3 separate regions of the Homo sapiens genome follow, and all the other regions are linked to region 1. Evidence: read pairs that join two places in POLR2A ChIA-PET (ENCODE). Cell type or tissue: Panc1. All regions are shown on one strand.

Region 1 (4,000 bases):
CCTGGGTGACAGAGCAAGACCCTGTCTCGAAAAACAAAACAAAAACACTTGGCAGCATACTGAAATATAATGGTTGTTTCTAGGGAAAGTATTTGTGTGATTGAGTCACACGCTGAATCAATCTTCATATAATGCCATTTTTGCTTAAAAGAATGCCAGACTTGGGCATTAGGCTGACATTTTCTTGAAAACAGTGAGGCTTTGCTTTAGGGAAAATAGTGGTAGTATTTATGGTCGATGATAAAGTTCCTAGATTTTAAGCAAAAATTTTAGAAAGCTTGTATCAGCTGCTGTAAGTATATAATGAAATCTGTCATTATTTGATTATCTGCATAACTGAGTCAGTATTTCCAAATGATCAATGCATAGTATTATAAAAATCATACATGGGTAAGAAATCTTTACAAAGTGTCAGCTAGACCAATGGATTTTAATGTTATAGAGAACATAAAAGTTTATCAATAAGGTATCCTGTTCCATATTGCAACCAATTGCTGAGCTTTGGTGTAGTGTCAAAGACCAGTATCCAGATTTATCTGAAAATGCTATTAAAATATTCCCAACTGTCTAATGTATTTTGTATTACTTATTTTTCCATGCTTTGCTCTCAGTGTTTAATGTCTTCTTTGATTTATTTTGTTTATATTTTTGTTGGAAACAGGAATGGGAGCCATAGATAAATGTGAAGCAATGTTTTCATGTGCTTTATCTTAAAATCTCCTATTAATATATAATCAGTTTAACTTCTTTGTAGTCTTCTCTGTGCATTCCATTCAACTTTTGGTCTTGGTAATGGATTAGATAATAGTTATTTTTAAGCCTATTTTTGGTTTTAATATTTGTTTTGTATACCTGACTGCTCATCTATAGACAGAATTCCCTTGTGTCCAAAGTCTAACATAATCCTTAAGTAGATTTTTAGTAGTTGACTTTCTCAGTTTTAAAATATTTGATAACTTTTCCATAGTAAAGCTGTAAGTTTCAAGTTTAGTAATGTCTTTTTGACCTGAGAATTTGGTGTGTTGTCTTACCTTAAGTAGACACTTTTCAAAAACACACCTGTAGAATGATCCTTTTTTTACCTTTCAGGAGAATGCTGTTTCTTGGTGGTGGTGGTTTTTTTATTTTTTTATTTTTTTTTATTTTTATTTTTATTTTTTTTAAGACTGAGTCTCTCTATTGTCACCCAGGATGGACTGTGGAATGCAATGGTGCAATCTCAGCTCATTGTAACCTCCTCCTCCCAGGTTCAAGCGATTCTCTTGCCTCAGCCTCCCAAGTAGCTGGGATTGCAGGCACCACCACCATGCCTGGCTAATTTTTGTAGTTTTAGTAGAGACAGGGTTTCACCATATTGGCCAGGCTGGTCCCGAACTCCTGACCTCAGGTGATCCGCCCACCTCGGCCTCCCAAAGTGCTGGGTAGAGCCACTCTGTGGCCTTCTTTTTTATGTTAATTTAAAAACATTTGTAGCAATCCTTGTTAAACTGTTTTTATAAACTCATGGGATAAGTCCAAATTTTATTTTCCTTTTCTTTTTTTTTTTTTTGAGACAAGGTCTCACTGTCATCTAGGCTTGAGTGCAGTGTCACAACCACGACTCACTGAAGTCTCGACCTCCCGGGCTCAGTTGATGCATCTCAGCGTCCCAAGTAGCTGGGACTACAGGCGCATGCCACCACACCCAACTAACTTTTGTAGAGACAGGGTTTTGCCATGTTGCCCAGGCTGGTGTCAAACTCCTTGGCCTAATCGGTTCTTCCACCTCAGTCCTCCAAAGTGCTGGGATTACAGGAGTGAGCCACCGCACCGGTCTGGTTCCACATTTTAAAGGATTTTTAGACTGTGTTTGGATCGAGTAATCAGTTTCAGATTAGGAGAGTGTTAAGAAAGATAGTTAAGTTACAGTTTGTATTGTGCACAGTTTCTTGGAAATTTAGTGCCAGTTATTTCCCTAGAGAGATTAAAATGGAGAGAAAAGATAATTCAGTCTGAACACCAGTGTTGCAAAGAACAAAGTTGACACCAGAGGAAGAAAAAGGTTTAGGGAAGGAATACATGTGAAAATGCTAACTTCAGGGTAGCTTCAGGGATTAAGCATTATAGAACTCCTGCCTGCATGTGCTAATCCCATAGAGAGCAAGGGAATTTAACAGGAAGCTTTAGTGCTCCCTATATTAAATAATTAACTGGTCTGCTGTTCTAGCAATTCTGAATTAGGGAACATACTGAGATCGTATTTTATGTCCAGGACATCCAAATTAGTCACAAGGTTGTCACTGACTATTATTTATAGAGTTTTAGTTGCTAGTTGAAAATATTGCATTAAATCCTTCTATTTTAGCTTGTTTATACTTGTGTTTTTTTCTTCCAGGAGCTCTCAACTTAATCATCCTTCAGCAAAAAAGAATTAAGACTAGGTTTGCAAGCTTTTAAGGACAGAAAAAGCATTTATAACATTTCTCTGTTTAGATGAAAGTGATGATGGTTAATGATGGTGATAATAGGCAATGAAGAGGTGAAAGGGCAGGAAGTAGAGCAGAAAAGAGAGTGAGGATGGTGATTAAGAGGTTCTTGTTAAGTGCAGGACTACTGTTAAAAGCAATTCACTTCACAGTTCTGGTCAACAGGAATGATAAACTCAACATTGAAAAACACTTGTGATGCTTTAGTGGTTGATACATCTTACCCATCAGAAGGTCCTATGTAGAGGATAAACTGGCATTATATTTGAGTTAGAGATTATAGTCTTAAAATTTCATCACTAAGCAGTTTGACTGGAGAGCCTTTGACTAGTTCTGCTTCCCAGCAGTCCCTTGTGTACTTTTCTCTGGACCTTCAGGTACTCAAATTAGACCTTTATTTCATTGTCCTCATATGTTTTTTTAGCTCATTCCATTGGGTGTGAAATCAAATCTGAGAACTCAGGTATTTGTTTTAAGTAGTTAGACCTTTTATTGTACTCTGTTGTCTTAAAAAGCATGGTTTAGTGGTGGTAACATTGACCTAGGTGACAGGCTTCAGTTTAGTTTCTGGCACTGGTCATGAAACTTTGAACAAGTTAACTCCTCTCTTAGGACCTTATCTTTATGTAGAGAAAGTTGGACTAAATGGCTGTTAAGGTCTTTTCGGGCTTTCAAATGCTGTGTTTCTGTAATACCACCCTTGTTTAAGCCACAGTCATCTCTTGTCTGGACTCACAGGAGCTTCCTAACTTGTTTTCATTTTTGTCCTTCCCCACATTATTTTCTACCCAGAATACAAAGTGACCTTTTTAAAAATGTAAATCAGATCATGTAATACCCTCCGGTCCCAATTTACCCTTAAGAACCAGTTCCTTATCAAGGCCTAGAAGGTACTGCATAATCCAGTTCTTGCTTACTTCACAACTTTATCCCCATTACTCACTAAGCTCTAGCCAGCTGTACTTCTTTCTGTGACAATCTTTTGCCAGCCCTCTGCAATTCTGCCTCAGTCTCAACAGTGGATCTCAGTTCAGATGTCACATTTACAGAGTTTTTTCCTGATCACCTTATATAAAGGAGCATTCCTCTTCATTACCTCTGTAGTTCTTAATCATAATCAATAATTATATTTATCCATTTGTTTGCCTCTCATCCCCTCTAAACTGTTTCAGGACAGGAAGATCATGTTACTTTTCCACCACTATCTCAAATGGTTAGCCCAATAACTGCCTAGTGCTCAAGAGAATTATTTTAGTTAGAAAAATACATAAAGTATGTAACGGTTTGTCCATATCAATTCCCATAATAAGCTACTCCTTAAACTGGTTTTTTTCTTCACTCTTTTGGTAGTGGCCTGGTCTCATAATCTTGCCCAGGCTAGTCTGGAACTACTGGGCTCAAGGATCTTCCTGCCTCAGACTCCCAAAGTGCTGGGATTTACAGGCGTGAGCCACCACACCCAGCCTTAAACTAATTTTTAAAGTTTTATATCTATGTCCAACTATAATTCCTCATTTTTTATTTAGGTCATCTGT
Region 2 (4,000 bases), 160 kb after region 1:
CTCCAGCCTGGGCAACAAGAGTGAAACTCCATCTCAAAAAAAAAAAAATTAGGTATATTGGTGTGCACCTGTGGTCTCAGCTACTCAGGAAGCTGAAGCAGGAGGATTGCCTGATCCTGGGAGGTTGAGGCTGCAGTGAGCCATGATCATGCCACTGCACTATATGCTGGGCAACAGAGGGAGACCCTGTCTCAAAAACAAACAAAACAAACAAAAATAAGCAAAAAAAAAAAAGTGTTGAGCAGCTAAAACAATGCCGTTAGATGCCCTATCTCTTAAAAAAAAAAAAAAAAAGATAAAATAAAAGAAATTGGGTCTTGTGGCCAGGTGCGGTGGCTCACGCATAATCCCAACACTTTGGGAGGCTGAGGTGGGTGGATCACTTGAGCCCAGTAGTTTGAGACCAGCCTGGCCAACACGTCTTCTTGTTCTAGATGAAAAGTAAACCCCTATTTGGCTTACTCACTTAAAAAAATAATAATAATTAGAGACAGGGTGTTGCTATGTTGCCCTGGCTGGTCTCACTCCTGGGTTCAAGTGATCCTCCTGCCTCAGCCTCCCAAAGTGCTGATATTACAGGCGTGAGCAACCATGCCAGCCTGGCTTAGCCACTTTTAATTATTACTCGTAGCTGCAAGAATGCCAATGAGCATTTGGGGTAAAAAGGGGCAAGAATGGAGGACCTGCTCTGTCTGTCGGACTTTGGAACTCAGGAAGCAACAACTAAGCGTACTCGTTGTCTTAGTCCATTTTGTGTTGCATAGAACAGAATACCTGAAACTGGGTCATTTATAAAGAAAAGGAATTTATTTCTTACAATAGTGGAGACTGAGAAGTCCAAGGTACAGGGTCCACATCTGGTGAGAGACTTCTTGTTCCTGGGAACTCTCTGCAGAGACCCAAGGTGGCAGAGGGCCTCACGTGGTGAGGGACTTGAGCATGGTAGCTCAGGTCTCTCTTCCTCTTCTTATAAAGGCACCAGTCTCACTGGGCAGAGCCTTCATGACCCAGTCACCTTTTAAAGGCGCCATCTCTCAATATTGCCACATTGGGGATGTTTCCAGATGAGTTTTGGAGGAGACAAATATTCAAACTACAGCACTGGTTAAAAATAAAAATAGGGCCTGGCGTGGTGGCTCACGCCTGTCATCCCAGCAGTTTGGGAGGCTGAGGCAGATGGATCACCTGAGGTCAGGAGTTCGAGACCAGCCTGGCCAACATGGTGAAACCCCGTCTCTACTAAAAATATAAAAATTAGCCAGGCATGCTGGCGTGTGCCTGTAATCCCAGCTGCTCAGGAGGCTGAGGCAGGAGAATGGCTTGAACCCGAGAGGCAGAGGTTGCAGTAAGCTGGAATCACACTATTACACTCCAGCCTGGGTGACAAGAGCGAAACTCTGTCTCAAAAAAAAAAAAAAAAAAAAAAAAAAAAAAAGGCCAGACTTGGTAGCTAACACCTGTAATCCCAGCACTTTGGGAGGCCAAGGCAGGAGGATCACTTGAGGTCAGGAGTTGGAGACCAGCCTGGCCAACATGGTGAAACCCCGTTTCTACCAAAAATACAAAAATTAGCCGGGCATGGTGACGTGTGCCTGGCAGAGGTTTCAGTGAGCCGAGATCATGCCATTACACTCCAGCCTGGGTGACAAGAGCAAAACTCTGTCTCACAAAAAAAAAAAAAAGGCCAGGCATGATGACTCACGCCTGTAATCCCAGCGATTTGGGAGGCCGAGGCAGGTGGATCACTTGAGGTCAGGAGTTGGAGACCAGCCTGGCCAACATGGTGAAACCCAATCTCTACTAAAAATACAAAAATTAGCTGGACGTGGTGGCAGGCGCCTGTAATCCCAGCTACTCACTCAGGAGGCTGAGGCAGGAAACTCACATGAACCCTGGAGACGTAGGTTGCAGTGAGCTGAGATCACATCACTGCACTCCAGCCTGGGAGACAGAGTGAGACTCCGTCTCAAAAAAAAAAAAAGAAAAGAAAAATTAGTCAGCTGTGATGGTGTGCACCTGTAGTCCCAGCTACTCTGAAAGCTAAGGCACGAGAATCGCTTGAACCTGGGAGGCGGAGGTTGCAGTGAGCTGAGATCATGCCACTGCACTCCAGCCTGGATGACAGAATGAAACTGTGTCTCAAAAAGAAAAAAAAAAACAAAAACTAGTAGCTAGCCCCACCCCCGCCATTTTTCCAGACTCCAGAGAGTGGGGTGTGTGGAAGACAGGGACTGGTCTGGTGGCATGTAGATTCATAAATGGCGTCCAAACCTGGAGCTGTTGCTGGCTTGGAATGAATGAACCAGTTCCAGCCAGGAACAGACTTTCCCACCAAGTGGGAGGTGGTCTACCTGCCCTTCACCATCATCTTTGTGCTCTCTGACACTGGTCATCCTCAGTTACCCAATATACCCCTCGCCCCAGCCCCATCCCTAGTCACCCCTCATTCCTAGTAGTACCCCCAGTTCTGCTTCAATTTGATTCAGCAGATCAAGAAAGCACTATCACCAATGGTCGCAAGGTCATGCTTAAGTCTTGGAACTGGCCATCAGTGTGAAAGTTCAACAGGTATTCAGTAAGCAGATCTAGGAAAAACTCACTCTAATAACGTTCCAGGAATTTCCTAAGACCATAGTGGGAGACAGCTGCATCAGAGGCCTCCCAGTGCCATAGGACCATGGACATTGGTGAGCAACTGTGTGCTGGGAGGAAATGGCTGCTTATTGGCATGGAGTTATTGAATGCAGAACTTTTCAGCCAAGCACAGTGCTATTCTTCTGAAATCATAACATCATGAGGACATCCACTGCTTGTACTCAAATAGCATTCCTCACAGGAATGTCACACCTGTGACTCTCTCATACCTCCAAAATCTCACTGCTGTTCTGAAACGCAAGAGATTTTGCCAAGGAAATGCTGACATTCCTTCTGTCCACTCCTCTCCCCACACTGCACTGTGTGGCCCCAGAGAGGAAAGACAAGGGCTGTTACCATGGAGTTCTTGAATTTCATTATTTATCTCCCAACACAACTTTGGCCTCACCCTCTTCCCCAGCGTGAAGACGCACAACCCAAGTGGGACAGTCTGAATTTCCCCACCCTCAGGTGTCAGAGAATCAGAGGAAGTCATGCTGCTTATCTAGAATCTGCTAGAAATGGAGTTCACCCAAAGAATGACCATCACAGAATTTATGAACTACTCCTAGATCATGCAATTAATAAGTCCTCTAGCCCAGTACCACTCAAGGTAGGGTCTGGGCCCCAGTACCAGTCCATAAACAGTTTGCTGCCGGCTGGGTGTGGTGGCTCATGCCTATAATCCCAGCACTTTGGGAGGCCAAGGTGGGCGGATCACTTGAGATCAGGAGTTTAAGACCAGCCTGGCCAACATGGTGAATCCCCGTCTCTATAAAAAGTACAAAAATTAGCCAGGTATGGTGGTATGTGCCTGTGATCCCAGCTACTCGGGAGGCTGAGGTGGGAGGATCACCCAAGCCCAGGGAGGTCGAGGCTGCAATGAGCCACCGTGATGGTGAACTGCACTCCAGCTTGAGTGACAGAGTGAGATCCTGTCTCAAAAAAAAGGGCGGGGTGCGGGGATTTTGGGTAGTAATATCAATAGCAGACAAAATAGAATTTGAGGCAAAAAGTGTTAATAGGATCAAGATTTTTTTTTTTAAAGAACAATCCACCACAAACATAGCAATCATGAACAACCCAGAAAACAGCATGAAAATTAAAAGGAAAATTGAGATTTTAAATACTTCTAATAGAGGTGATAGAGCAGGCAGCAGGGAAGTTAGTAACCTTGTCTAATAGGTTATCTGTACTCAACAAGCCTAGAACACACACTCCTTTCAAGTACCTGAGGAATGTTTATAACAGTAAAGATGAACAGAGATCATATTATAAATAGTTGGAAGATTTATTTTTTATTTTGTTTTTTAGAAACAGGGTCTTGCCGGCCAGGCGTGGTGACTCATGCCTGTAATCTCAGCAC
Region 3 (4,000 bases), 68 kb before region 1:
CAAATCTAAATAAGATCATGATACTCTTTTGTTCAAAGCCCTCCGACAACTTCTTTTATCATCAGAACAAAATCCAAAGTCCTTAGGATGAACTACAAAGCACAACTTGACTCAAGGTGGGGGGCACCACCCACTCACCCACCTCAAGCTCACCTTCCCTCACTCTCCCCCTTCCTCACTGTGCTCCAGCCACATCCACCAACTCTCACTCCTTGAACTCAACAAACACATTTCTTCAAGGCCTTTTCCCTTGCTATTAAGCCTCAAAAGCTCTCCCTCCAATCAAGTCTTAACTCAAGTTTCTTCTTATTTGGAAAAGTAACCCTCAAAACCTTATCCAAGAAAAGCACCATCTTTGTTATTTTCTGTTACTTTATTTTGCTTTGATTCCTAAAACTTACCACTTATCTATAGATAGATAGATAGATAGATAGATAGATAGATAGATAGATATGGAGAAAGACCCTCAACAAATGCTTATTAGTTTAATAAAAAGAGATTCATTGAAGATTTCTTAGTCAGATGAGAATCTAGATGTTGTTTCATGAATATACCGTGGCAGCAGTGCGTCAACTAGATTTGAGTGGACAAGAAGCTGTAATTAGGGAGACAAGTCAGAAGGCACTTGCAACTCAGACCTGCTAAGCCAGTATACTTGCAGTGGTGAGGGAGAACGAACACAAAAATTAGCCTATTTTCTAGCCTGCTTTGTCACTTCCCTGTGCCTACAAGAGCTGCTCTTTCCCCTATTGCAATCCTTCTATCATATTAGCCAGGAAATGTACTTCTGCTATAAAAAAAGTTAGTGACTTCAAATCTGAACTCCCAAGACATTAGTCAAAATACAGGTGGCCCCACTCTATCTCTTCAGATTTCCCACTACTCCCCAGGATTAAACCTCTGCTTTATTTAGACCGGTCTCCTTATAATACTATAAACTATGATTTGCTGTACTGGGACCAGATTTGATTCATTATTGGGTCCCTAGCACCTAATGCAAAGTGCAAACTCCTGACCTCAGTTGATCCACCTGCCTCAGCCTCCTAAAGTGCCAGGATTACAGGCATGAGCCACCGCACCCAGCCTTTCACACGTATTGAAACTTCTACCTGGGATGTTCTCTCCCTGTCTTTAATCACAATCATATAAAAATTATATTCATCAATTGGGCAAGATCTAATTTAAATCAAATCTTGTCTCTGAAGACTTCTCTGGCTATATCAGCCCATCTTAGAACACAATGTATTTATGGTCCCTACCTCCCAATTTAACATTATCCACAGCATGCTGGTATTATTCAGTAAATAACTCATGTATGTTATTCTTATTTTCTTAACTTAATCACTTTATTTAAGAAGCATTTCTTCACTCCCAAGACTAGAATAATGCTTCCATTGCACCCTATCTTATCATTATGTGGCATTAATCACCATGTAATCAAAATCTTGTAATTACCTTTTAAGCAAATCTCAATTCCCCACTAATTACAAACTAATTGAGAGCACAGAGTGGGGCCGAGCACAGTGGCTCATGCTTTTAATCCCAACACTTTAAGTGGCCAAGGCAGTAAGATCCATTGAGCCCAAGAGTTCAAGACCAGCCTGGGCAACAAAACAAACAAACAAACAAAAAATTAGCTGGACACAGTGGCATGCATCTGTAGTCCCAGCTACTCAGGAGGCTGAGGTGGGAAGATCCCTTGAACCCAGGAGTTCAAGGTTGCAGTGAGGTGTGATCACATCACTGCACTCCAGCTCGGGTGACAGAGCAAGATCTTGTCTTTAAGATTAAAAAAAAAAGAGCATAGATTGAGCCTTGTTCAAGGTTATAACCCCTGAAACAGTGCATAGCATATAAAAACAAATAATAATCACTGACTAAATGAATAAAGCTCCTAAAATAAAGGATTATATCTGATACAAGGGCCACAGCACTTTGCACTCAAATTCTTTAACATCTAAGGCATTCATTTTCTTCATTTCTACAATATATTTTACCCTCAAAAAACTGGGTATAGAAGAAACATATCTGAACATAATAAAACCATATATGATAAACCCACAGCTAGTATCATAGTGAATGGAGAAAAACTGAAAGCCTTTCCTCTAATATCTGGAACATGACAAGGATGCTCAGTGTCACCACTGTTATTCAACGTAGTACTGGGAGTCATAGCTAGAGTAATCAGACAAGAGAAAGAAATAACGAGCATCCAAATTGGAAAGGAAGAAGTCAAATTATTCTTTTTTTTTTTTTAGAAACTGATGCTTATTTTCCATCAACCATTTTTCCATGCTGCTTAAGAGCCTATGCAAGAACAGCTTAAGACCAGTCAGTGGTTGCTCCTACCCATTCAGTGGCCTGAGCAGTGGGAGCTGCAGACCAGTCTTCCATGGCAGGCTGAGAGCTCCAGTCTTCAGTAGGGAATTGCTGAATAGGCACAGAGGGCACCTGTACACCTTCAGACCAGTCTGCAACCTCAGGCTGAATAGCAGTGAACTCAGGAGCTGGAGCAGTCCATTCACCCTGAAATTCCTCCTTGGTCACTGCCTTTTCAGCAGCAGCCTGCTCTTCTTTTTCAATCTCTTCAGGATCTCTGTAGAAGTACAGATCAGGCATGACCTCCCATGGGTGTTCACAGGAAATGGTGCCAAGCATGCACAGAACTTCCCGAGCCAGCATCCACCACATCAAACCCACTGAGTAAGCTCCCTTGTTGTTGCATGGGATGGCAATGTCCACATAGCGCAGAGGAGAATCTGTGTTACACAGCGCAATGGTAGGTAGGTTAACATAAGATGCCTCCGTGAGAGGCTGGTGGTCAGCCCTGGGGTCAGTAACCACAAGAAGCCGTGGCTCCCGGAAGGCTGCCTGGATCTGGTTAGTGAAGGTTCCAGGAGTGAAGCGCCCAGCAATTGGAGTGGCTCCAGTGGCAGCAGCAAACTTCAGCACAGCCGTCTGGCCAGTATTCCTGGAGGATATAACACTGACATCAGCAGGGTTTTCAATGGCAACAATAGCATGAGCTGCCAGCAGAAGCTTCTCCCAGGTCCTCTTCAGATTTATGATATAGATGCCATCACTTTTCCTTTCATAGATGTACTGTTCCATCTGGAAGTCAAGATTGGTGCCACCTAAGTGGGTTCCTGCTGCAAGGAACTTAAGGACATCCTCCTCCCTCATTTGCAGGACATCAAGGGCTCCGGACATTGTGAAAGTTTCCCTTTAAGTTACAACGGGAATCCAGAACAGCGCCGTATGGACCCCTCTGCAGGTAGCGCGGAAAGCAAAGTCAAATTATTCTTGTTTGCAGATGATATAATCTTATATTTGGGAAAACCTAAAGATTTTACCAAAAAACTATTAGAACTGATTAACAATTCAGTAAAGTTGCAGTATACAAAATCAACATACAAAAATCAGTAGCATTTCTATATGCTAACAGTGAACAATCTGAAAACAAAATAAAAAAGTAATCTCATTTGCAATGGCCACAAATGAAACTAAATACCTAGGAATTAACCAAAGAAGTGAAAGATCTCTCTAATGAAAATTATAAAACACTGATGAAAGCAATTGAAAAGGACACCAAAAAAATGGAAAGATATTCCATGTTCATGGATTGGAAGAATCAATATTGTTAAAATGTCCATAATACCCAAAGTAATCTACAGATTCAATGCAATCTCTATGGAAATACCAATAACAGTCTTCACATAAATAGAAAAAACAATCCTAAAATTTATATAGAACCACAAAAGACCCAGGATACTCAAAGCTATTCTAAGCAAAAAGAACAAAACTGGAGGAATCACATTACCTGACTTCAAATTATGTTACACAGCTATAGTAAACAAAACAGCATAGTACTGGCATAAAAACAGACACATAGACCAAAGGAACAGAAAGATAACCCAGAAACAAATCTATACATTTATAGTGAACTCATTTTCAATGAAGGTGTCAAGACTACACACTGGGGAAAAGACAGTCTCTTCAA

Evidence for each region. ChIA-PET counts read pairs that join two places held together with the same protein. Peaks named below come from ENCODE experiments on the same cell type or tissue, not always from the same donor. Only the 100,000 strongest peaks of a DNase experiment are listed, where the experiment ranks them.
Region 2: POLR2A ChIA-PET joins it to region 1 with 5 read pairs; 2 of 35 experiments call an interaction of 5 or more read pairs at or near these places.
Region 3: POLR2A ChIA-PET joins it to region 1 with 5 read pairs; 11 of 35 experiments call an interaction of 5 or more read pairs at or near these places.

The regions. Positions count from the first base shown.
Region 1 is chr12:68,619,072-68,623,071 of GRCh38, forward strand. All of the region lies in intron 1 of RAP1B (RAP1B, member of RAS oncogene family), which reads left to right. Among named protein-coding and RNA genes, the nearest start is that of SNORA70G, 6.3 kb to the right of the region's middle. In Panc1, no CTCF peak of the experiment used is centred here; no DNase peak of the experiment used is centred here; H3K27ac peaks cover 3,219 bases.
Region 2 is chr12:68,774,545-68,778,544 of GRCh38, forward strand. SLC35E3 (solute carrier family 35 member E3) reads left to right here. Exons shown (of 5, transcript NM_018656.5): 5 at 1-4,000. It also overlaps the pseudogene LOC100422438. Among named protein-coding and RNA genes, the nearest start is that of SLC35E3, 30 kb to the left of the region's middle. In Panc1, no CTCF peak of the experiment used is centred here; no DNase peak of the experiment used is centred here.
Region 3 is chr12:68,550,673-68,554,672 of GRCh38, forward strand. It overlaps the pseudogene RPSAP12. Among named protein-coding and RNA genes, the nearest start is that of RAP1B, 58 kb to the right of the region's middle. In Panc1, no CTCF peak of the experiment used is centred here; no DNase peak of the experiment used is centred here; H3K27ac peaks cover 3,090 bases.